3 separate regions of the Homo sapiens genome follow, and regions 1 and 3 are each linked to region 2. The links are chromatin loops, found by intact Hi-C in ENCODE. Cell type or tissue: chondrocyte. All regions are shown on one strand.

The links. Peaks named below come from ENCODE experiments on the same cell type or tissue, not always from the same donor. Only the 100,000 strongest peaks of a DNase experiment are listed, where the experiment ranks them.
Region 1: it touches region 2 in a loop (6-fold over the local background); 33 of 110 quality-filtered maps call a loop at or near these places.
Region 3: it touches region 2 in a loop (5-fold over the local background); 70 of 110 quality-filtered maps call a loop at or near these places.

What each region holds. Positions count from the first base shown.
Region 1 is chr1:47,258,124-47,266,123 of GRCh38, reverse strand. STIL (STIL centriolar assembly protein) reads left to right here. Exons shown (of 17, transcript NM_001048166.1): 15 at 3,008-3,221; 16 at 5,585-5,835. Among named protein-coding and RNA genes, the nearest start is that of TAL1, 30 kb to the right of the region's middle. In chondrocyte, CTCF peaks have their summits at 2,919 and 3,121 (motif pointing right); no DNase peak of the experiment used is centred here.
Region 2 is chr1:47,174,441-47,182,440 of GRCh38, reverse strand. CYP4A22-AS1 (CYP4A22 antisense RNA 1) reads left to right here and starts at 2,818. Exons shown (of 6, transcript NR_199717.1): 1 at 2,818-3,251; 2 at 3,992-4,316; 3 at 5,372-5,513; 4 at 7,817-7,887. LINC00853 (long intergenic non-protein coding RNA 853) reads right to left here and starts at 3,191. Exons shown (of 2, transcript NR_047498.1): 1 at 3,003-3,191; 2 at 2,102-2,573. RefSeq lists a cis regulatory region at 1,113-1,130 and enhancers at 1,049-1,193, 2,819-3,320. In chondrocyte, CTCF peaks have their summits at 2,866, 3,105 (motif pointing left), 6,701 and 6,907 (motif pointing right); a DNase peak (open chromatin) is centred at 3,157.
Region 3 is chr1:47,721,632-47,729,631 of GRCh38, reverse strand. No RefSeq gene overlaps it. Among named protein-coding and RNA genes, the nearest start is that of LINC01738, 37 kb to the right of the region's middle. RefSeq lists a silencer at 3,081-3,375 and an enhancer at 4,240-4,807. In chondrocyte, CTCF peaks have their summits at 2,926, 3,194 (motif pointing right), 4,241 and 4,441; DNase peaks (open chromatin) are centred at 3,544 and 4,211.

The DNA of each region.
Region 1 (8,000 bases), 84 kb before region 2:
GTTAGATTGAGTTCCTGCAGGGTAAGGATCATAGTAATTTCCATATTTTTAGAATTTGCTGGGCTTGGTGGCTCATGCCTGTAATCTTAGCACTTTGGGAGGCCAAAGTGAACCGATTGCTTGTGCTAAGGTATTTGAGACCAGCCTGGGTAACATGGCGAAACCCTGTCTCTACCAAAATTACAGAAATTAGCCCTTGGTCCCAGCTGTTCGGGAGGCTAAGGTGGGAGGATTGCTGGAGCCTGGGAAGTTGAGTCTGCAGTGAGCTGTGATCACGCCACTGCACTCCAGCCTGGGTGACAGAGAGAGACTGTTTCTTTTTTTTTTTTTTTTTTTTTTTGAGACAGTCTTGCTCTGTCATCCAGGTTGGAGTGCAGTGGCGCAATCTCAGCTCAGCTCACTGCACCCTCCGCCTCCCGGGTACAAGCAGTTCTCCTGCCTCAGCCTGCCAAGTAGCTAGGATTACAGGCACTTGCCACTATGCCCGGCTAAGTTTTGTATTTTTAGTAGAGACGGGGTTTCTCCATGTTGGCCAGGCTGGTCTCCAACTCCTGACCTCAGATGATCTGCCCGCCTCAGCCTCCCAAAGTGCTGGGATTACAGGTGTGAGTCACCATGCCCGGCCAACTCTGTTTCAAAAAAAGTAATTAAAAAAAACTACAGTTTGACCCAGTGTCTGGTTCCCCATGGGGTGAGCCCCAAAGTAGGTCTGCAGTTTATTTAGAATAATTATAGAAACTGAGGACAAAGAGGAGCAAACCATGGGATCTTTATTTATTCTCCTTAACTCTGTAAACTGCAGACTACTTTCTAGAATAATGGGGGTTTTCAGATTGGAATTTTAAAAAATATCCAATCTTGTGTTTTTTTTTTTTTTTTTTTTTTTGGGAGATGGAGTGTTGCTCTGTTGCTCAGGCTGGAGTGCAGTGGTGTGATCTTGGTTCACTGCAACCTCCACCTCCTGGGTTCCGGAGATCCTTCTGCCTCAGCCTCTCAAGTAGCTGGGATTACAAGTGTACGCCACCACACCCAGCTAATTTTTGTATTTTTAGTGAAGACGGTGTTTCACCGTGTTGGCCAGGCTGGTCTCGAACTCCTGACCTCAAGTGATCTGCTTGTCTCGGCCTCCCAAAGTGCTGGGATTAAAGATGTGAGCCACCATGCCCTTGTTTTGGCTTTTTTTTTTTTTTTTTAACTTTAGAAACAGATCTGAGTTAATTGATAGAATGAAGTTAATTGCTTTTTCAGAGCAATTAATTAACTCTGTCGATCCCAACACATAACTAGATGTAAATCTAATCTTTGCTCAGCATTGATTTGGGTTGTTGATTTGGATTAAATACTTTCTCCAGTGTTGTCTATGATGGTTTTGGTGCTTCTCTGGGATCCTTCTCGCACTTTTGGTCTGATTCGTGCTCTGGTTCCCACTGCTGAGTATTCATAGATGACACGCAACTCCAGGGCTTCCAGTCCCCCTTAGATGTCTTGTTGGACCAGTGTTTCTGATGTTGAAGTAGTCTGTGAAAGATAAATTTATTTGCCTTGCAGCTTCATTGGTTATTGATTACTTTTTCCCAGCAGTGAGTAGTGGTATGTAGTATTTATAGAGACTTTCTTTTAAAATGATCCATATTTTTCTTTAGAAGCTGTGCTTTGGGCATACCTAATAATACTTGGCATATTAGAAGCATTTTAAAATTTTTTATTTAATCTTAAATCTTTTGTTGAGATTTGACATTTTTATTTATTCCTTTTTCTTCCCCCTAAAGAGTGTAGACATTTATTTATTTATTTTGGCTTATAAACAACAGAAATTTGTTTCTCATTGTTCTGAGGACTGGAAACTCCAAGATTGAGGCGCCAGCAGATGTAATGTTTTGTGAGGACCCATTTCCTGGTTCATAGTTGATGCCTCTTCCTTGTGTCCTCACGTGGTGAAAGGAGCTATCTAGCTCTTGGTGTTATTTTATTAAGGACCCTTGTAATCTTTAATGATTTGGGTTTGTTCTTTTTCAGTTTTAGTTTTTGCTTCCTAGGTTAGACACCAAGACAGATATTTTTAAATCCTTGAGGCCAGGTGCAGTGGCTCACGCCTGTAATCCCAGCACTTGGGGAGGCTGAGGCAGGCAGATCACCTGAGGTCAGGAGTTCGAGACCAGCCTGGCCAACATGGTGAAACCCCATCTCTACTAAAAATACAGAAACTAGCTGAGCATGGTGGTGCATGCCTGTAATCCCAGCTACTCAGGAGGCTGAGGCAGGAGAATCGCTTGAACCCAGAAGGCAGAGGTTACAGTCAGCCGAGATGACGCCACTACATTCCAGCCTGGGTGACATGGTGAGACTCTGTCTCAAAAAAAAAAAAAAAAAAAAAAAAAACTTGGAATGAACAAATAACATACCTAAAATATTTAAATGCTCTAAAAATTTCCATTGCCATCAAGTTCAGGAGAAATCAACAGCTTGTTTTCCAGGCTTCAAAGAAAGTTGTCTTAAATATAAGTAACACAAGTTAAAAGGTACCATGGTTTAGTTTATATGCAGCCTGTTAAAACGAGGTGTTTTCGTTTTTGTTTCTTATAGAAATAGGGTCTTGCTCTGATGCCTAGGCTGAGTGCAGTGGTACAATCATAGCTCACTGCAGCCTCGAATTCCTGGGCTAAGTGATCCTCTTGCTCAGCCTCCTGAGCAGCTAGGATTACAGGTGCATGGTGTCACACCCAGCTAATTAAAACAAATTTTTTGTGGAGATGGGGTCTCGATATATTCCCCAGTCTGATCTTGAACTTCTTACCTCAAACTTCTCTTGCCTTGCTCTCCCAAAACACAGATTACAGGCATGAGCCACTGCACCTGGCTAAGATGGGGTGTTTATGTAGCATCATCACTAAGAGCTAAAAATACAACCAGGTGCTGCTTGAGTCTTAACCCTTTTTTCTAAAGTTACTACATTTCAATTATATGTTAAAGGTACCTCAATGACTAACACATTATATATCCTTCCCAGCAGCTCTTCTCTAGTTGTGAGAAAAGAACCTGATGTACCTGTGTTCTTTCCAAGTGGCCAGCTGGCAGAAAGTGTAAGCATGTGTTTACAGACTGGACCAACAGGGGGTGCCAGTAACAATTCTGAAACATCAGAGGAACCAAAAATTGAGCATGTAATGCAACCCTTGCTTCATCAACCATCAGATAACCAGAAAATTTACCAGGATTTATTGGTAAGAAAATGTAGAGCATTTCATCTTTTTGAGAAGGTTATTTAGTATAGGATATACTAGTTAAGCTTTTCCTAGGTTTAAACTGATTGAGACCTTAAGATAAAAAGATTTTTTGTCTAATTAACAATGTAATTTTTCTTTTAGCTTTTCATAAATTATAACTTAAATTCACTAATTTACCATAAACATACTTAAGTACTTAGAAAAACACAGCTTTATTTTTAAAGTATAAATATTGATATTATGCCTAATTCAAACCAAAATTAGTATTAGAAAATAAGCAAGAGTTTCTCGGAAATTTGAAAATTGGAAAGTAGTGGGATATTTATGATAACATTTACTGATTTTAGTTCAGGTAAGCCAATGTTTATTAAATACTTAGCTTAGTCTAAGACAGTAGGCTAAGTGAAATCGATAATATAAAGGTGAATATGACACTCTGTGCCCTTGAGAGCCTAGGGGAAACAACAGCACATGCAGACTAGTAACAATTATAAGACAGGCTGTTGAGGAGTAGTAGTGTAAAGCAAAGAGAACACAGAATAAAGGGGTAATTCTGGTTGGAGGAACTAGTATTATAAAACTTAAAATGTGATCTGGGACTTAAAGGATAGAGAAACCCTGACTGTCACTTTCATCCAAATTGTAGAACATTTGATTTGTCCATTTGCGAGAAGGCAACATACTTCACAGGGCCCTATGTATTCATCAATGAACACATATTTGTTATTTGCTTGCTAGGTCCTAGGCTGGTGCTAGCAGCTTGTATGCTCAGGGAATGAAATATGCAGAAATAGTATCACAGGTCATTCTTACTTTGAGAAAGTGAGAAGAAAAGGAGCCTAACTCTGTGAACATCATAAAGGCCTAATTTATAACTGAAACATTATCACTTTGCAAACGAAAGCATTATTTAAAACTTGTTTATAAAAAATTTAGCATAAGTCCTCGAAAATACTTGGAGAATTACTCAAAAGATTTTTTTTTTTTTTTTTGAGACAGAGTCTCTGTCACCCAGGCTAGAGTGCAGTGACATGATCTCAGCTCACTGTAACCTCTGCCTCCCAGGTTCAAGCGATTCTTGTGCCTCAGCCTTCCAAGTAGCTGGGACTACAGGCACCTGCCACCATGCCTGGCTAATTTTTTTTTTTTTTTTTGAGACAGAGTCTCACTGTGTTTCTGTTGCCCAGGCTGGAATGCAGTGACATGATCTCAGCTTACTGCAGCTTCTGCCTCCCAGGTTCAAGTGATTCTCCTGCATCAGCCTTTCAAGTAGCTGGGACCACAGGTGCACGCCACCACACCCGGCTAATTTTTGTATTTTTAGCAGAGATGGGGTTTCACCATGTTAGCCAGGCTGGTCTTGAACTCCTGGCCTCAAGTGATCTGCCCGCCTTGGCCTCCCAAAGTGCTGGGATTACAGGTTTGAGCCACACGCCTGTACTCAAATGATTTTTAAATACGTTGGTTTTTATTTTTATTTGTTTATTTTCTATTTTATTTATTTATTTTTTTTAGACAGAGTCTCACTCTGTCACCCAGGCTGGAGTACAGTGGCGCCATCTCAGCTCTCTGCAACCTGGGCCTTCTGGGTTCAAGTGATTCTCATGCCTCAGCCTCCCAAATAGCCGGGACCACAGGTACGTGCCACCACACCCGGCTAATTTTTGTATTTTTATTAGAGACAGGGTTTCACCATGTTGGCTAGGCTGGTCTTGAACTCCTGACCTAAAGTGATCCGCCCACCTTGGCCTCCCAAAGTGCTGGGATTACAGGTGTGAGCCACCACGCCCAGCTTATGTTGGTTTTTAAGTGAATGAAGTCTGAACAAGCATTCTGTTTTCTCTAGGGTCTGATGAAATTGTTCATTAGGATGTGCTTCTATAAAAACTTCATAATACCTGCAAATAATACCATAATACCTGCCTACTTGATACTTTGTGGAATTTGACAAGATACTGATTTTCCCTGGCCTTGTTGTATCATTAAGGTCTTACTGTAAAATTGTTTTTTAACTTTTTTTTAATTTTAATTTTTTTAGAGACAGAGTCTCACTTTGTCACGCAGGATATAGTGGCACAATCACGGCTAACTGCAGCCTCAGCCTCGTGGCTCAAGTGGTCCTCCTACTTCAGCCTCCTAAGTAGCTGGAACTACAGGCGTGTGCCACCGTGCCCAGCTAATTTTTAGTTTTTTGTAGAGACAGGATCTCGCTGTGTTGCCCAGGGTCTTAAACTCCTGGGCTCAAGCGATCTTCCTGCCTTGGCTTCCCAAAGTGCTGGGATTATAGGTGTGAACCACCACACCCAGCCCTAACATTGTTAATAGTGATTTTTCAAAAAAATTTTTTTTCTTTTTGTCAGGGTCAAGTAAACCACCTATTAAATAGTTCCTCCAAGGAAACTGAGCAGCCGTCTACCAAAGCAGTAATTATCAGTCATGAATGCACCAGAACCCAAAACGTTTACCATACAAAGAAAAAAACACATCATTCAAGACTGGTGGACAAAGATTGTGTCCTTAATGCAACTCTTAAGCAACTAAGAAGCCTTGGAGTAAAAATTGATTCTCCCACTAAAGTGAAGAAAAATGCACATAACGTGGATCACGCCAGGTAACTTTTAAAATTTTGTTTTAAAGAGTGAATAAATTTTATTTTTTAAAAATTTTTATTTATTTTTGCCCATCATTGGCTAGATGAATAAATTTTAGATGTATTGTGGCAATCTCATCAGAAAAGTTACGTTTGTGCCTCAATTGAGTTGATTCACGATTTATTCAGGGCCTACCATATGCATGATGAATAAGAGATTCTTCATTTTAGTGGGAGAGAGGGTTACATACATAAGTAATTTGAGAGATATTGTGGGATGACTCCTGGCTGGATAGGCCAACAAAATACTTTAGGAGTCTTGAGGAAAGAGAAAGGAGTTTTGCTTGGTAGCATCTGAAAAGTCTTTCTGGAGGTGATAAGGTCTGTTCCAGCTACTGGATGTACAGTTACACAGTCGTGCCATCTAAAAAGCAAAAATATTTCTTTTTTCTGGGAATGTGCCCAACTGGTCATGTCCTTCTGTTCAGATTCCTTTCTACCAAAGATGACCTCAGCACATAACTTATTAAAAAGAAAATAAAGTCTGGAGATTATATTATTAAGGCTGGCATATTTTCTGTTAATTATTTTTTGTTTTCTAATTTAAAAAGTAATAAAAATTCATGGTTTTAAAAAACAATACAGAAGAGAGTGTAAGATAAAATGCAAAAGCCACAACTCCCCACATTCCTGCCTGACTCTTCCAAAGTTACTTCTCTTAGGCCGGGCGCGGTGGCTCACGCCTGTAATCCCAGCACTTTGCAGGGCTGAGGCAGGTGAATCATGAGGTCAGGAGTTCGAGACCAGCCTGGCCAAGATGGTGAAACCCCGTCTCTACTAAAAATACAAAAATTAGATGGGTGCGGTGGCGGGCGCCTGTAATCTCAGCTACTTGGGAGGCTGAGGCAAGAGAATTGCCTGAACCCGGGGAGGCAGAGGTCGCAGTGAGCCGAGATAGCGCCACTGCACTCTATCTAGCCTGGACGACAGAGCAAGACTCAGTCAAAAAAAAAAAAAAAAAAAAGGCCGGGCGCGGTACCTCACACCTGTAATCCCAGCACTTTGGGAAGCCGAGGTGGGCGGATCACGAGGTCAGGAGATCAAGACCATTCTGGCTAACACGGTGAAACCCCGTCTCTACTAAAAATACAAAAAATTAGCTGAGCGTGGTGGTGGGCGCCTGTAGTCCCAGCTACTCAGGAGGCTGAGGCACGAGAATGGCGTGAACCCAGGAGGCAGAGCTTGCAGTGAGCCGAGATTGCGCCACTGCACTCCAGCTTGGATAGCAAAGCAAGACTGTCTCAAAAAAAAAAAAAAGCAAAGTTACTTCTCTTAACCATTTCTTTTGTATTCTAGAAATGTTCCATGCATGTTCAAGTATATGTGTATGTGATAAGCTTTGTGATTTGATTTTTTGTTGTTGTTGCTGTTGTTTTAATTTTGAGACAGTCTCGCTCTGTCACCCAGGCTGGAGTGCAGTGGCATGATCACAGCTCACTGCAGCCTCAACCTCCTGGACTCAAGTGAGCCTCCCATCTCAGCCTTTTGAGTAGCTGGCACTACAGGCTTGCACCAGTACTTAGCTAATTTTTTATTTTTTGCAGAGATGGTGTCTTGCTATGTTGCCCAGTCTGGTCTCAGACAAACTCTTAGACTCAAGCAATCTTCCCACCTTGGCCTCCCAAAGTGCTAGGATTACAGCCGTGAGCCACTGCACCTGGCCTGTTTTTTTGTTTTTGTTTTAAACATGATATTATAATATCTTGGATACTTTTCCTTATAGGGATATACAGTTCTTTCTCTTGTATTTAAACAGCTGCATAATATTCTTTTGTACCCTTGTACTAGAATATATTGAACCCCAGTGCTCTATTAATGGACCTTTAGGCCAAATCTCTTATTTGTTATTTCAAGCAATCCTAAGTGAACATCATTCTACAGGTACAAGTATCTTTGTAGGATAAATTCCTAGATAGGCAGGATCAAAGAGTATGTGCATTCAAAGTCTTAGTAGATGCTACCATTGCTCATCAAATAGTTGTACCAGTTTATATTCCTACCAATAGTGTAAAAGAGTGAGGCTAGCATTTTTGAGTTTTTTATCCATGTTGCAAGATAGAGGCTATGTATCCTAACCCTTCCCCTCTTGTCAGAACTGAGAACCAACTTGTCACGTTAGTTGTGGT
Region 2 (8,000 bases):
GTTATGGCCATTGTTTTGCTATTCCAAGGCTTCACCAAGTACCACTGGGGAAGACTCATCTTAAATGGGAATCATCTCTTCTCACCTCATTGGGTTTAGGATGCAGCCTGCAGCAGAGGGAAGAGGCCTGTGGGTCGGGGAGCAGCGGCTTTGCTCCAGGCCTATCCTTGCTTTTCTGCGTGTCTTGAGACAAGTCACCTCCCCTCTCTGGGCTTCGGCTTAATGAACTGTGGCTTGTGATTTCTACTCTAGGCTTTTGCTTACGTGGCTGCCTGTGACTCATGCCTTTTCACCCCACCTCTGCCAGTTTAAACTCTGCGCATTGTTTTTTCTTGACCCAACCAAGGTTCCTCCTCTTCTGGGAAGTCTTCCTTGATTAGACCAGAGGGCAAAGCCAGGCCAGCAGCCAGCCCAGCTTCTCCACTCACTGAAGGAGAGACAGAGGTTCCTAGAGGGTCAGGCCTCTGCTAAGGCACAAACAGTCCCCTCTTCCTTTCCTGTCTCCTGGTGGGAAGCTTCTGACTGCCGGATCCGATTCTCCTTGCACGAGGCCACATTTCCTCCCAGCTCTGCCCTCAGTTGTCCCTGGGGGGTGGGAGTGGGTTCGAGTCAGGTCACTCCACCAGCCTGCCAGGGCCAGAAGGCAGAGCCACCATCCCTGTCTCCCTGCAGCAAGTGAATCCCAGCCCCTCACACCTGTGAGGTTTTGCCAGGAGAAGCCTGCTTCTGCCTGGGCTCACCTTGCTCCCCAGCAGCTGTCTGAGGCCTCTCCAAGAGCCTCCTTGGCCCCCTTCTCATTCTGTCTTGCTCAATATGGGCAGATCTAGGAGAGTGGGAACCCTAGGGGCTCCTGCAGGGGCTGGGCCGGCACTGACCTTACAGCCCTTCACCCTCACCCCATGTTCCTGCCCTGATCCAGAGGGGAGTGCTGGGAGCAGGGAGCTGCTGGCCCCAGAACTGCTGAGACCCCCAATCCTTATCGCTCATTCCCACCTGCCAGCCTGGCCAGATCGGGGAGGGAAAGGAGGCTGGGCCCGGGCCAGGGTGGCGCTTAATGACCCTCCGGGGGCCTAATCTCAGACTGGCAGCCACGGAGTGGCTCAGGCGCGCTCCTGGAGAAGGCTGATAACGCACCAGCTGGGCCCCCACCATCTATCGCTGCACAGCCAGTCCCAGGGGCAGCCTCCCAGGGCCTGGGGAGGGGGAGCCTCTGGACTAGGGCGGGGCTGGAGGCGAGCTCTCCACCCCCAGCCCTGAGGGAGGGGATCCTGAGCTTCGTGATTGGCAGACAAGGGAGAGACCCAGCCTGCAGGAGGGGTGGGCTGGGCCTGGTGGGAACCTCCAGACACCTGTGCTCCTTCTCTCTTTCCTGCTCTCTTCCCAACCTTTTCTCCCCACGTAGGACCTCTCCTGCCCAGGCCTGTCTCCTCTTTGTCTCTCCCAGCCTCCATCCATCTCTGTCTCCCTGTTTCTCAGTCTCTCCACCTCTGTTTTTGTCTCATCCTCTGCCTCTCTCTCTCCTGTTTGCCTTTCTCCTCCTCCACCTGAGCTCAGTGCCCACCTCCTCTTTCTCTCTTGCATCCCTTTTCAGTTTCCAGCTGGTTCTCTTGGTTGTCCCCTTCCCAGCTGTCCCCTGCCTCCTAAGCTTCCTTGATGTCAACCCTTGGCCGGGCAGTTCCCACGATCTCATTGGTCTCACTTCTGTGTGTGGTATCATCTCTCTGTGGTCCCTTCCACCAGCTATCTGCCAGGATTGCAGGCTGCCTCAAGCCCTGGCTCTCAGCCCAGAATGTCCTCTTACTGTTGAGGACATTTTTGCTCTTCCTGGAACAGGGCTTGCACCTTGTTTTCCCCTCTCCCACCTAAAACATGTAAGTTTCATAGGGTTACATTATAGGTTATACCCAAACTCAGGCAGAAAAGAAAAGCCTCCACCCAGCAACTGCACAGTTGAGGGAAGACTGCAGCACTGCTTACTTCATTTAGACTTGAAGAGGAACTTCCAGCCAGGAGTTGGCTTTGAAAACAGGCTGTGGAGTTCCGTCTCCAGAGTGCCAGGTGGTCAAGGGGAGTTTCAAGATTACTGCCGTCATACTCAGAGTGACACATGCAGAAATACTATCTGTTTATTGTGCTTCAAGGATCCATTAGATCAGGACTATTGCTGGGCAAAGCCTCTTCCCGCAGCCTAGGGGTAGTAAAGGTGGGGGTAGAGGTGCTGGGGCTGGGGCCAGAATCACACACAGTCTGCTCTGGCCTCTACCCACCTTCACAGGGAAGTCAGGTGGCTGAAGCCAGCAGAACTTGCTCTGGGACCAGGGTGGAGGCACCTGCCTCCCATCCAGACCTGGCTGGAGGGTCTTGACTCCCTAGCTTGGCTCTCCTCCCAGGGTTTTTTTTTTTTTTTTTTTTTGTCCCTGGCAGTGCAGGGGTGGCCAAAAGCTTGAGCTTGGGAATCATGCCGATTGGTTCAAATTCCAGCCTGCTCCTCGATGCTTGTGGGATCGCCTAGCCTTTCAGATCTTCCATTCCTTTGCCGGTAAAATTGGCTCTATAGTACATTCCTTGCAGGGCTGCTGGGAGGAAACAGAGATGACATCCGTGTTATTATTGCTCCTGAGACTTGCCAGAAAGCCCTCCATGATCAGCGTAGATGCCATTTCTTCCCAGATGCTCCTTTCCCCACTCCTGGGTTCAGCACTTCCTCCGGGCAACTTCAGCCCCTGCTCCTCCCTCTCTTTGCACCCGCCCCACCTGCCCCACTCACTCCACCCACCCCAGGGTGCTGTCTACTTGTCTGCATCCTGCTCCTGCCCTGGGTCTGGGAGCTCCTCAAGGGCAGGAATGGAGTGACTTCCCTCTCTGTGCACCCAGGACAGGGCTGGACAGGAGAAGGGAAGCCCAAGGAGTGGTGAAGAGCCCCGAAGGAAGGGACTAAACTCCAGCCATCTGTCCCGCGGTGTCTGTTCATACTCCTCCTCCGTGCACGGGCTCAGACATACATATGCGCATATGCTCTGTCTCTTTCTGGTTGAAGGTCCTGGGAGCCCTCCGGAACTCTGCTGCCTGGCAGTCCTTCAGTTTCGGGAGCTTTTCTGTCTGCCCGTGGCCTCGGCTGCCACCTGGTGGCTGCACGCTCCAAAGGAAGCGTAGATTGATGAGAGCCTCGGAAGTTGAGCTTCAGGCGCGGCTCTTCCCCGTCACACTGGGACCGGACGCATTTCCATGGCGTGGTCCCAGGAACCTCTCAGGTCATGCCAGCAACTGGGACTTCCTGTGGAATGCAAGGGCAGTGGGGCCTCCGCGAGAGAGAGAGAGAGAGAGAGAGAGAGAAGAGAGAGATATTAAGGATGAATCCCAGTGTCTGCTCTGAGCAAATTGGAAGACGATGGCATCAGGGGCACTGCTCTGGGCTATATAGACTGTGCCTCCACTAAAGGGTCCCTGAGACCAGGTGTGGGCCCGTATCCCTGGAGGGAGAGGTAACTTCCTCTGATTCGAAGGCATCATATAGGCTAGTGAATGGCACTGAGAATGGCAGATGCCAGGGACAAGCAGGAGCATGTGTGGGATGAGGATGCGGCGTGGATGTGTGACGTTTCAGAGCCTGCAACACATCCGTAGGGAAGTCCTGGAGGAGCAGTTGGGTGCATGGTGGAGTTCTGAAACAGCTGGGCAGTCGGCACTTGAGCCAGAGATTCTGCTTTCGACCTGGATGCCCATTGAGAGGTTAAGAGCTCAGGTCTGGGTCAGGCAGCTTGGAAGCAGCACAGCTTGGACACTTGGTAGCCTGGGACTGTGGTTAAATCAACGTGACTCTCGGAGCTCCAGTTCACTGTAAATTAGGGCAGTAAATGATGTCTACATGATAAGTGGTGTTATGAATGTTAAACATTCACATGAAATACATAGAATAGTGCTTAGCATACAGTACACAATAACTGTTAGCTATTTGGAAAATTACTATTGTTATTATGATTATTTATTACAGAGTGAACTGAATTGGATGCAAGATCACGGTGCGTCAGAGCTAGCAAGATCCTTAGGATCATTTAGCCTGGTTTACTAATATTACACTATGGAATTTAAGCCCAAGGAATGGAGAGTACCCGACGAGCGTTATGTAAGGAGTCGAGTGAGAAGTAAGCTGGATGCTCTGCTTGGCTGGCAGGTACAGAATGTGCCAGACCCATCTGTACCAGCCTGGATCTCTTGAGGCATCAGCACAATGGACCTGGCCACACCAGTTTATTCCACACCGCTGAGGCTGGTACAGTTCTGGACATGGACTTTGTAAATAAATAACTGGGCCTTTGGTCAGTTCTAGCTGTGAGCTTGGAGGTATGGGGTGGGATGGTGAGGACAGGTGGGGGCAAAGTGAGGAAAGGGGCAGGGAGGAGAGGGGAGAGAGAAAAAGGGGAATGAGACAGGCTGAGCTAGTGAGCTGGAATTGGAGGTTGGGAACAGGCTTTCCTTGATGGTGGTGGTGCTGTTTTCTTTTTAATTTTAATTTAATTTTATTTTAAGTTCCAGGCTACATGTGCAGGATGTACAGGTTTGTTACATAGGTAAAAACATGGTGGTTTGCTGCAACTGTCAACCCATCACCTAGATATTAAGCCCAGCATGCATTAGCTATTTATCCTGATGCTCTCCCCACCCCTGCCCCAACAGGCCCCACTGTATGTTGTTCCCCTCTTTTTTGTTCACTTAAAAGATCCCACTTTTAAGTGAGAGTATGCAGTGTTTGGTTTTCTGTTCCTGTGTTACTTTGCTGAGGATAATGGCCTCCAGCTCCATCCATGTCCCTGCAAAGTACATGATCTCATTCCTTTTTATGTCTGCATAGTATTCCATGGTATATATGTACCATATTTTCCTTATCTAGTCTATCATTTATGGGCATTTGGGTTGATTCCATGTCTTTGCTACTGTGAATAGTGCTGCAATGAACATATGCTTGCATGTATCATTATTTTTTTATTTTTTTTGAGATGGAGTCTTACTCCCTCACCCAGGCTGGAGTGCAATGGTGCAATCTCTGCTCACTGCAACCTCCTCCTCCCGGGTTCAAGCAATTCTCGTGCCTCAGCCTCCCGAGTAGCTGGGACTACAGGTGCCTGCCACCACACCCGGCTAATTTTTTTGTTTTTTTGTATTTTTAGTAGAGACGGGGTTTTACCATGTTGTTCAGGCTGGTCTCGAACTCCTATCCTCAGATGATCCACCCTCCTGAGCTTCCCAAAGTGCTGGGATTACAGGCATGAGCAACCACACCCAGCCACATGTATCTTTATAATATAATGATTTATTCCTTTGGGTACACACCCAGCAATGGGATTGCTAGGTCAAATGCTATTTCTGGTTCTAGGTCTTTGAGGAATCACCACACTGTCTTCCACAATGGTTGTACTAATTTACATTTGCTGGTGCTGTTTTCTACATTGAATCTGAGGGCTACTGTATGATGTGTAAGACACTTTCTGATTGGAGCCTCACAATGATCCTACCAGGTGATTACAACTGAGCCCAAGTTTTAGAGGAAAAAAATGCAGACTCAGAGAGAGAAAAGTGATTTGCCCAAGGTCACATAGCCAGCTAGTGGCATTGAACCCTGGCCTTTTGACTTTAAATCTATTGCAAATTCTACCCCAGCATAGGGTTCTCTTTGGGGTGTGTGTGTGTGTGTGTGTGTGTGTGTGTGTGTGTGTGTGTGTGAAATGGGGAGATAAAGAAGCCAACAGTGTTTGCCTTTGCAGAGCATGCAGTCCATTTGGAAACATGCATGTGGGAAAGTGGGGAGGGACCCTGTCAAGCATCTAAGAGGAGTGGTGGCATTTGCTGTGTCCACCTCCATCCTTCCCACTCACTACTCAGCACCTATAGCCTTGTCGCTCTCCCCAACACTCTGCTGAGACTGTTGTCACCAAAAACACTATTGTCCGGCTCCCTGTTGAAAGGTAAGATGGTCTATCTGATTCTTCCGCTCTCAGTATAATAGGATGATCACCATTTTATCTGGGAAGCTGTTCCTGACCACCTGCCCTCAGCTCATCAAGCTTCTGTGAGCCTGCAGGCTCACCCTGGTCATGCCGCCCATCTCTCTGAACAAGATTGTGAACTCTGAACTTTGTGAGGCAAAGACCACATACACCTCTTTATTGCAATGTGCAAGTGTCCTGGAATATAGGAGGTCTCCGAGAGCTATGTGTTGACATGGAGACCTTATCCCTTGCACTCAGTTACACTGCTTCCAGTAAAGTATCAACTTCTAGATCAGCGCCTTCAGCTCCACTCCCTCCTGCACAGCTCCACAGGTACCTCAGGTCCAAAATGGAATTCTTGATCTTTCACCAACCTGAGTCCTCTGTTCCTGTAAGTGGCATCCATTCACCCAGACCAGAGATAGGGGAGTCACCCAGAATCCCCCTCTCCCTCAGTCCCTGAGTTTCACTTTCCAACATATCTCCCTCCAGGTTCTTTCCAACACATCTCCCTCCAGGTTCAAGCCTCGATCTTGCCTGATGTTTGCAGCTGCCTGCTCCCTTGTTTTTATTTTTACCCCCAAGTTTTCCTCTACACTGCAGCTAGGGAGACCTTTCCTGCTGGAATACAGCCATTCACATCTGCGAGAGGAATCTAAACTCAAGGCAGGTGTAGCCTAGTGGCTATGTGCATGAGCTTGAAGCCAAATTTCCCTGAGCAAATCCCATCCTGCCAATTTTATATTAGTGGGATGTACCCCAACGAGGGTATATCAGGGACTGAATATGCAAATTAGGGATAAAATGAGGCCCATCTTATGAGGTTGTGGTGAAGAGTAAATGGATGTAAAGAAAGCATGCAGTATGCTCAGTGAATGACAGCCATCGTGATTTTCCTTTCCTTGCCTGCAATATCTCGAGCAGCCACTAGATGACTCCACCTCCTTCTCCCTTTCCAGTGCTGCCAACACTACTGCTGGAACTTCTGCCTCCCCTCCCCTCCCTCACCACACATCTCCATGCCCGTGTTGTTCATGTTTTTCCTTCTGCTAGCCTCACCGTCTTCGGGGCGTCTCCCTGACATCTTTTACTACATCTCACCCTCAGCTCTTGGAGGACGGGATGTCCCCACGAAAACTGGCATAGTGCCTGCATTGAACAAGTACTCAGTGTTTGCTGAATGAATGAATGTGGGTTAGTCAATACTAGCTCAGCTGCTTACATCACTTAGCCTCCCCGGGTCTCAGGATCTCCTTTTATCTGTGGTGACCATCCAATGTAAAGCCCTAGCATAAGACCTAGCATGCTTTAGACCCATGGTTGCCGTGCACAGCCAGCTGCCTGTCAATCATTGCCCATTCCCATTGCCCACTAGCCATTGTCCACTCTATGTTCACCCCTGTTACCTCACCCAGCTGAGGGTCTTAAACATAGTTTTACCTCTTCTCAAAGGTCATTCTTTACTTGGTAGGGTAGGGTCTAGAAAGAGTCTGCAATTTGGTTAGAGTCTAGATTTAGTTTGCAACCCAGCTGGGCTGGGTGAGCCCAGGCTTGGCTGATGGTTCAGCTGAGCCCAGATGGCTCCCATCTGCCTGGAAAGCATAGGCTCAGCCTCCCCCTTCCCTGAACCCCTACCAAGCATCCTGGCTGGCTGTGCTCCTGGTCCTCTTTTACTCTAGTCCAGTTCCTGTCCTGGCTTGGGCTGGGGGTAAGGGCACTTGTTTCTGGCCACTCCTCATGGATCTCTAGTCTCTGCCTCTGTCTTTGCCTGCTTGACCCTGGTCCTTGTGCCACTTACATCAATGTCCTGAAGCAATGACTATTTTTTATAGGACCGACTCTCAGGAGATGAAGATCCAATCACTCTATCAAAGAATATGAGCATTTCCGAGGCTCTTGTAAGGTACATGCTTTCTATTGTTTTCCTTAAGGGTTGAATCCATCTACACTTAATCAATTCCACCACAGTGTAAACAGTGTGTGTGGAGGGGCGTGGGGGTGATGGTGGACTAACAG
Region 3 (8,000 bases), 550 kb before region 2:
GCCTGTCCTTTTAAAGGCAGGCCCAAAATTAGTATAGTCACTTCTGTTACACTATATTGGTCAAAGCAGTCACAGACCAGACCACATTTAAGGTGTCAGCCTAAAGGGCTCTTGTATTAGTCCATGTTAATGCTGCTGATAAAGACATACCTTAGGCTGGGTAACTTATAAAGAAAAAGACGTTTAATGGACTCGCAGTTCCACGTGGCTGGGGAGGCCTCACAATCATGGTGGAAGACGAAAGGCGTGCCTTAAATGGCAACAGACAAGAGAGAAATGAGAGCCAAGTGAAAGGGGTTTTCCCTTATAAAACCATCAGATCTCGTGAGACTTATTCACCACCATGAGAGCAGTATGGGCTAAACCATCCCTGTGATTTAATTATCTCCCACTGTTCCCTCCCACAACAAGTGGGAATTATGGGAGGTAAAATTCAAGATGAGATTTGGGTGGGGACACAGCCTAACCATATCAGCTCTCTAAAGGAAAATTATATTTATTTGGAAATGGGCACTTTAATGGGAATATGTGTGCCAAAGTCAACTATGTGCTTATCAGGTAGGTAAAGAAAGACAAAGGTTTTGAAAGAAAGAAATGAGGAGGATTACTTAATTGTTTTGAGGTAATTGTCTTTGGCTACAAGGATCAATAACAAGGGTGTTGCCAGTCCAAGGTTGGACAGGCAGTTACTGGGCCTCATACAAGTATTTGTGTGTGTGTGTGTGTGTGTGTGTGTGTGTGTGTGTGTTAGAGTATGATCACCTTTGTTCAAGGTTGTGGTTTTTACACAGTCTTTTGTGATAGCTCCTGTTATCAGGTATTTGTACATGACAACCCTTCCTTCATGGCCTCCCCTGATTCCATTTGTGAGAATTTTTAGCATGTGGCTTTCTTTTGATTTTGACAACTTTCACATTTTCTCCTTTTAATTAAGATCTTTCTCTGAAAGCATGGCTGATTAATCACCCCATAGTTAGATTTTGATCATCCCTCAGTGCCGGAATGGACCTCCCAGTTTGTTGGTCTGGTCTCACACTGGAGAGAATGATGACTAGAAGTGAGTCACCAATCATGATAAGCAATGGGTGAAAACCCATTTAGCCACAGTTGTGCAACAAGGGATGTTTGGAGGGCATGGCTCTCAAGCTGTCTACCCAGTATCTATTGCTAAATTTAATGTTGTGTTTTCTGCAGGTGTTAGCTATCATCTCAAAGTGCTGGGAAAACATTATTTCATTAAGAGTTGTACTGCTATAGAAATTTGACAGGCAACAGGAATGAAGTTTAAAAAGGAAAATAATAATAATATAATAATCTTAATTTGTGTAATAGTTTTGAGTCACAAACCTGGGCTTTTATGGGTTTTGGGAAGATTTGGGAGTTGGTGGGAGAGAGGGGAGATAGCAGGGAGTCTCCTCTAGTGAGGAGGTTTGGAACTGGGTTGGGATATTTCCCTGAGAGATGGCTTCCAGGGAGCCTGGGCTGCCTAAAGCAGCGTGGCCCCGGCCCAGCCCAAGACAGCCTAACGGTGGAGCTGAATTCTGGGTTACCAGTACTATGAGAAGACCTGTTTTCTTGTTCAACTCAGAGACTTTGAAGGGCAGAATAAGACCAGAGTGAGCAGGGTGAGCCAGCAGGGAGAGGTGCTATTTTCTAGCTGAGCTTACCTTCTGCCTGCCTCCCAGCCTTGCACATCCACATACCCCACATGGCCTCCATGCATAAACCACTGTGGTCATTTAAGGCTCAGCTCCAAAGCAGTGTGACACAGCGGTTAAAAGCAAAGGCTTTGAAGTCAAATAGACCTAGGTCCAAATCCCAGCTCCAGAATTTACTATGTGACTATGGGTAAACCACTTAACCACGCTGAGCCTCGGTTTGCCCATACGACCTCATAAAATTATTACGAGATTCTGTGTGATAATGTACCTCATAGACTTAGCCCAGGGTCTAGGGCATAGTCATTACTTAATAATTAGTAGCCAAAAAAGCCCCCCTCTGCTCTCACTCTTCCACAGCCCACACTGGCCTCTCCCGTGTCCCCCATTCTGTCTTGTACCTAACTATGGAGTGACACCTCCTGTGATATTTCTGTCTCGGGTTGACACTGTATCTCTGCACTCCTCCCCAAAGGAGAGTTAAGCAGCTTACGGTCGGGACTGAGGTTTATGCTCCCCCTTCCTCTCCACAAAACACACGCTAGTACTGGTTGGGTACCCTGTAGGAGCACAATAAACACTGATTGGACTAAATGGCCAATTTATGGCTTCTCTTTGAACAGGCCTTAGATGATTACCTTTTATGAGGCTTACACTTTAGACTTAAAATGTAAAACAGAAGCTCAGGTTAAGAGGCAAATAATGGGATATTTTATGTGCTGTTCTGGAGCAAAAGTCCACAGCTTTATTGCAGTGGCTATAAAAGAGCATAATTGGAAAAGCCTTGATTGAGAAACCCACAGTGGAAAGAACTCTAGGTCAGGAGACAGGAAGCCCAGACTTCCCACCCTGCGCTGTACCATCCAACCAGGCGCCTTTCCTGTCTGACCTCATGTGCAAAACCAGGGGCCCCTAAAGACCGTCTCAGCCCTAACTGTCCATGGTTCTTGAGTCCACAAGTCTAAGACGCACTCCTCCCAGAATTTTATGATTCCAAAATCTTAAGATTCTCCAATTCTAAGATTCTCATACCCGACGATCCTATAATATTAAAATTTGGCAGTTTCAGATTGTACTATCTTAAGGTTCTATAGTAAAGTATGGTGGTTAACAGCCTGGGTCTGGAGTCAGGAGACCTGGGTTCACATTTCAACCCACTGCTTATCATAATGTGATTTTGAACAAATTACTTAATGAGATTCTCAGTTTTCTCACCTATACAATGGGGATAAATGTCGTCGCCATGTGATGATGATGGAGAGAGACTTAAATGAAACAGCTCCCACAAGGCACTTTCTTAATACTTTGACACAGAGAAAGCTATCAAGAAATGGTAGGTATTGTTATTGTTCTAACATTCCATGAATGCATTATCTCAAGAATCGAATATTCTCCCATCCTAAGTAAGTACCATCCTGTGATTCTAGGACTCTGTGACTCTCAGATGTCACACATCAGCCTAAGTTCGTAGGGACTAGGACTGAGACCGCATTCTAGGAGCAAGGCTGTCAGCACAGCCATGGCCACCAGATGGCAGGCTCAGGTTACCAGTCCCTCCGTAACCATAACCGGGTGGCTGAAGGAGCTCTGGGACCAGCCCTCAAGTCTTCTCTCTGGCTCTCATTTAAAAGTTCCTTTCTCTGATGTGAACAGAGAATGAAGGGGGAGTAAGGGGAAGTTGCAATTACCATGTTTTTCTTATCAATCCAAAGATCCGCAATGCAAGAATGAAAGGCGACCCAGAGCGGGGTGGAGGTCTCATAACGAAATGAGCTTAATATGATGCCGTTTCAACACGGCTCACTGGCTGCAGGCTGGAAAGGCAGAGACGACGCATCAGCACGTTCCGGGCCTCTCACACCGCCGCCCTGCCTGGGAGCTGTGTGGTCCTCAGTGCCCCCAGTTCAGACACCCACTCATCTGCGAGGGCACATCTGCCCAGCGGCCGGGAGAGCAGGAATTCTCATTGCTGCCCTCACAGACGAGAGCATCCAAGGGGTCAAGGATTTGCCTCAGGCTCTTCAGTAGTGAGGTAGGATTAAGATAAAGAATTTTCCACGGCCGGTGCTGTGTCTCCGTTAGGCTGATGCTGGCAGCAGCCCGCTCAGCAGTGCCCTGAAGGAGGCAACCAGACAGAAGACAGGGAAGGGTGACACAGGACAGGGGCAGACACCCCTCTGCCTTATGTCAGAGTAGCCCCTCCCAAAACGACCCCGAATGTCAGGTTCTGTGCTGGGCACTTGGCCTGCATTATCTCTAATGCAATCCTTTCAAGAACACTTTGAGGAAGGCGTTAAAAAAAATGACAGCTCTGAGGGCTCAGAAAGGGGAAGGGACCTGCCCAGATCTATACAGAGATGGAGTCAGGAGTCAAGCCGAGGCTCTCTTCCCACTGCAGGCGCTGCCCAGGGAGTACAGCGCCGAGACAGGAAGGAGGCCTGAGACTCCAGGTCGGGTCCTGGGAGACCCTGGGCGAGACCCGCCTGTGTCTAGCCCTCAAAAGACTCCTTGTCAGGGCCGGGGCTAGTTGGGACACCAAGATGAGGCTCTGGTGGCCCAGATCCAGCCTTGGGCTGGGGGAGGCCAGAGGGGCTCCCGGGTGCCCCGGGCGGGCGCCGCGGCCAATATTGACTTTGGTAAACACCATTTTGCACGGAGCGGGGGGCGAGGGCGGGGGCGCCCTGACCCGGGGGGCGGAGGCAGCGGCTCCGCATTTAGACGAGGCCATTAGCCGCGATCGATGGCTGCGCCGCGCGCTCCGGCCGCTGGGCGCTCCCAAATGAAGGTTAAGTTTGCTCTGCGCCCCGGCGCGGCCGGCCATGCGCCCGCATAATGGCCCCGGCCCAGCCAGCCCGCGCGCCCAGGTTAAGCGGAGGCCGAGGGGCCGCGCTGTTGTGCTGGGGAGGACTCGGCTTGGCCCAGGGGAACCGCAGGGTAGATGTGCTTGGGACCCAGTGTGCGGTGCCCTGGTCTGTCTCCCTCAGGGTTACCCTCCTGGGCTCTGGTGGGTCCTGGATGGGTAGGGTAATGTGGCTGTGCCTTAGCTTTTGCTCCAGGGCCACTCGTTTGAATGCACGGCCTGTGTAACCTTGTGAGAGTGTGCCTGGGCGTGCACCCTCGCACCTGGACATCTGGCGTGGGCTACCTGGAACACTGGAGCCAGCCAGTCTGGGAAGCCAGAGCTCTGTGTGCCAGAATTCTGGTTCTGCCATTGCCCTATCTCTTCTTGCAAGTCACTTCCCTGCTTCAGCCTCAGACTCATCTCCTGAAACAGGCAGGTCAGAGGGCACCTGGCCCTGGACAGGCAAGGACACATTCACACGCGTATTCGTGGGTGGCTAGGCTGTGTGAGTGCACATCTGGGATGTGTGCATGGACATGGGTGTGGCTACACCCAAGGTGTGGCTGTGGTGTGTGCCCAGGTGCTGCAGCAATCCGAGTTAAGTCTTAGCGATTCCTCGCTGGGAATCCCCTTGCTGTCTGTTGGAAACTGCAGCACAGGCAGCCCCACACCATGTACCACCGCGTTAGACCAGCTCCCACCAGGACAGGAGCCACAGTGCGTGTTTAATAAATGCCCCTGAAGCGCCCAACGCTGCAAAGGTATCACATTAATTCTCGTACCTATTCTTTTCTCCACTTTTTTTTTTTTTTTTTTTTTTTTTTTTTTTTACAATTGAGCAAACTGAGACTCAGAGAGGGGAAGCAACTTGCCCAGAACCATAAAAGTCAGCAACAGGAGGAACTGGGATTCAAACCATGCTCTGCCTACTGCACCCTGCTGCTGCTGCTGGTGACAGCTCTGGGGATGGGCAACTTGAAATGGCAGACCCTTGGCAGGAAGCGGGTGAGGACAATGCTGTGCACCCACCTTAGTGCACCCACCTGTGCGCTAAGAGAATGTCTTCTGGTTTATTTAGAGATCCTTCCTCCTACCCCCACATGTTACACCCGAGCAAACAAAGGCTCAGAGAGGGGAAGAGAGTTGCCTCAGCTTGTTCAGCAAGTTAGCACCGGAACAGGGATTAGACTCCTGATAGGTTGTGGTGTGCTGCTCGCCTTGGTCTTGGCTGTCTGCAATGTGTGCTACAGAGGGGGCCCAGGTTCTAGATGGCAGCCATCAGCATGATCGTGACAGGGTCGGGGGAAGGAGACTCAGGCAGTCTCCCCACTGGGGGATGAGTACCTCACTCTCCCCCACGGCCTTCTTGTGGCCTAGGCCCCAATCAGTGCACTGAGGCAGGTGTGCACTCATGAGCTCTGAGCAGAAGGGATGACAGGATGGCCCAGAGGGGTTTGCATGTCACCCCAGGAGGCATTAGGGAATGTTTGGGAACATTTTGTCACAGTGAGTTGCCATAGGTGCTAATGCCCTACACAAAATAACTGTCTGCCCAGAATACCAGTCATGCCCAGGAGGACCTGACTCAAGATTCTGAGGAGCCAGGGAAGCAGGTGGCCCCAGAGCTGGGGAGTGGCCTCCTTCCTGCCGCTCTTCCCCTCAGCCCCCTAGCAGCCCCTTCCTTGATCAGTCCTGATAAGATAAGGTCCTGCCCAGTCCTCTTCCCCGGTGCCTCTGCCTTGGTAAATGAATGACCCACGGAGAGAAGGGGCCTGGCCCCGAGCCCTGTAGGGTTATCATTGGCAAGGTCATGCCACCCGCAGGCCCACCATGCTGTCTCGGAGCTCTGGGAGCTGAGGGGCCACCATCCACGCTCCAACATATGCTGTGCCACTTCAGCCCGATCCTTTGCTCTTCTCCCATCAGGCAGGTGAGGACCTTGGGGCCAGAGAAACAGGGCAACTTTCCCAGGTCACAACACCGAGTCAGTGGCTCTAGAGCCCAGGTTTCCACACCACACCAGCTCCTGGCTCCCTGCCCAGGGTTGTGAATGTGCACCTTCCCCTAGTACAGCCAGGCCCGGGTTACCAACCAACATATCCCTGAGCAATGACTTCTGATGGCCAGCTTTAGTACCAGCTCTGCCATTCAGTGCCTGGCTGTGTGGCCCTAGGGGACAATGCCCCTGCTTGGGACCTCCGTTTACCCCATTGTAAAATAAGATGGCAAGCCAGGTCCCTGAGATAAAGAGTAGGGGCACATCACTGGCAGTGCTCACCTCTCTGGGGGGCCAAGGCCTCCATCCATTGCCGCCACTACCTTTTTATGAACACAAGATGTGAGTTGCTCCCTGTCCTAACGTGACCTTGGGGATGCCAGGCTGCTCCCCAGATGTGAGTGGTAGCTGTCACAGGGAGTGGCAGGGGGAGGCTGAGGCTTATTGTGGCTGCCTCCTCATGGGCAGTAGGAGCAGGAAAAAGAGCTCCATGGACCCTGAGCCTGAAATCTTCCTCTTCCACAGCTTCAGACCACTCTACTCTCTCCAGAGACTTCTGCAAATGGGCCCTTGACACCCCAACCTCCTCTTCAGGATCAGAGGGTTTATCCATTTGGAGTCTTAGACTGAGCCACAAGGTCATGGGTCCAATCCCCTGAGTAATTCAAAGCCAAGAGAGGTACAGGATCTTGCCCCAGGTCACACAGCAAGCCAGAGGTGAAGCCAGAGCTTGCCTACGCGCTGAGACATAAAGGGTGAGCTGCAGATGCGATGCTTTTCTCAGATGCCGCTTAGCATTTCCCTGGCCAGTCTCAGCCACAGCCTGCACAACAGCCACTGCCACTAAACCACACCAGCTCCTGGGGGGCTCCCTTAGCAGAGGCTGGCTGAGGGCCTGGGCTGGCTAGGCACTGTGCTGAGCACTGTGGGGCAAAGAGATGACCTGGGCATAGGCCTGCCCTGGAGGAGCTCACAGCCGAATGCGGGAGAGAAACGGCGTCATTTTTAACCTAATATGAAACACAAGTGAATAAGTGCTATGATAGAAAAGCTCAGGGGACAATAAGCACACCAACAGGCAAGGGCGACCTACTGTGAGTGCCGGGAGAAGTTTCCTGAGTGAGGAGTGAATGTCGGAGTGGATGTAAGATGTGACTACACAGAGGAATTGACTAGGGCCGGCCTGGAGTCAGGAGGGGCATTCCTAGCAGTGGAATCTGTGCATTTGAACTTCCCTGGGTGGGAGGAAGCCGGGAACATTTCAAATAACCAGAGTCCACAATGGTGACGTGATGGTTCAGTGGGTTCCATGGCGAAAGATAAACCTGAAGAAGTTGGCAGGCCTAGATCACACAGGTCCCTGGAGGCTTCCCCAGTTCCCCAGAAGGAACTGGACTCTTATCCTAAAAGCAATAGCAAGTCATGGATGTAAGCAGCAGAATGTAAGGTGTGTTCAAGAGATCACACTGGCAACGATGTTGAGCATGGATTGCATTGTGAACAG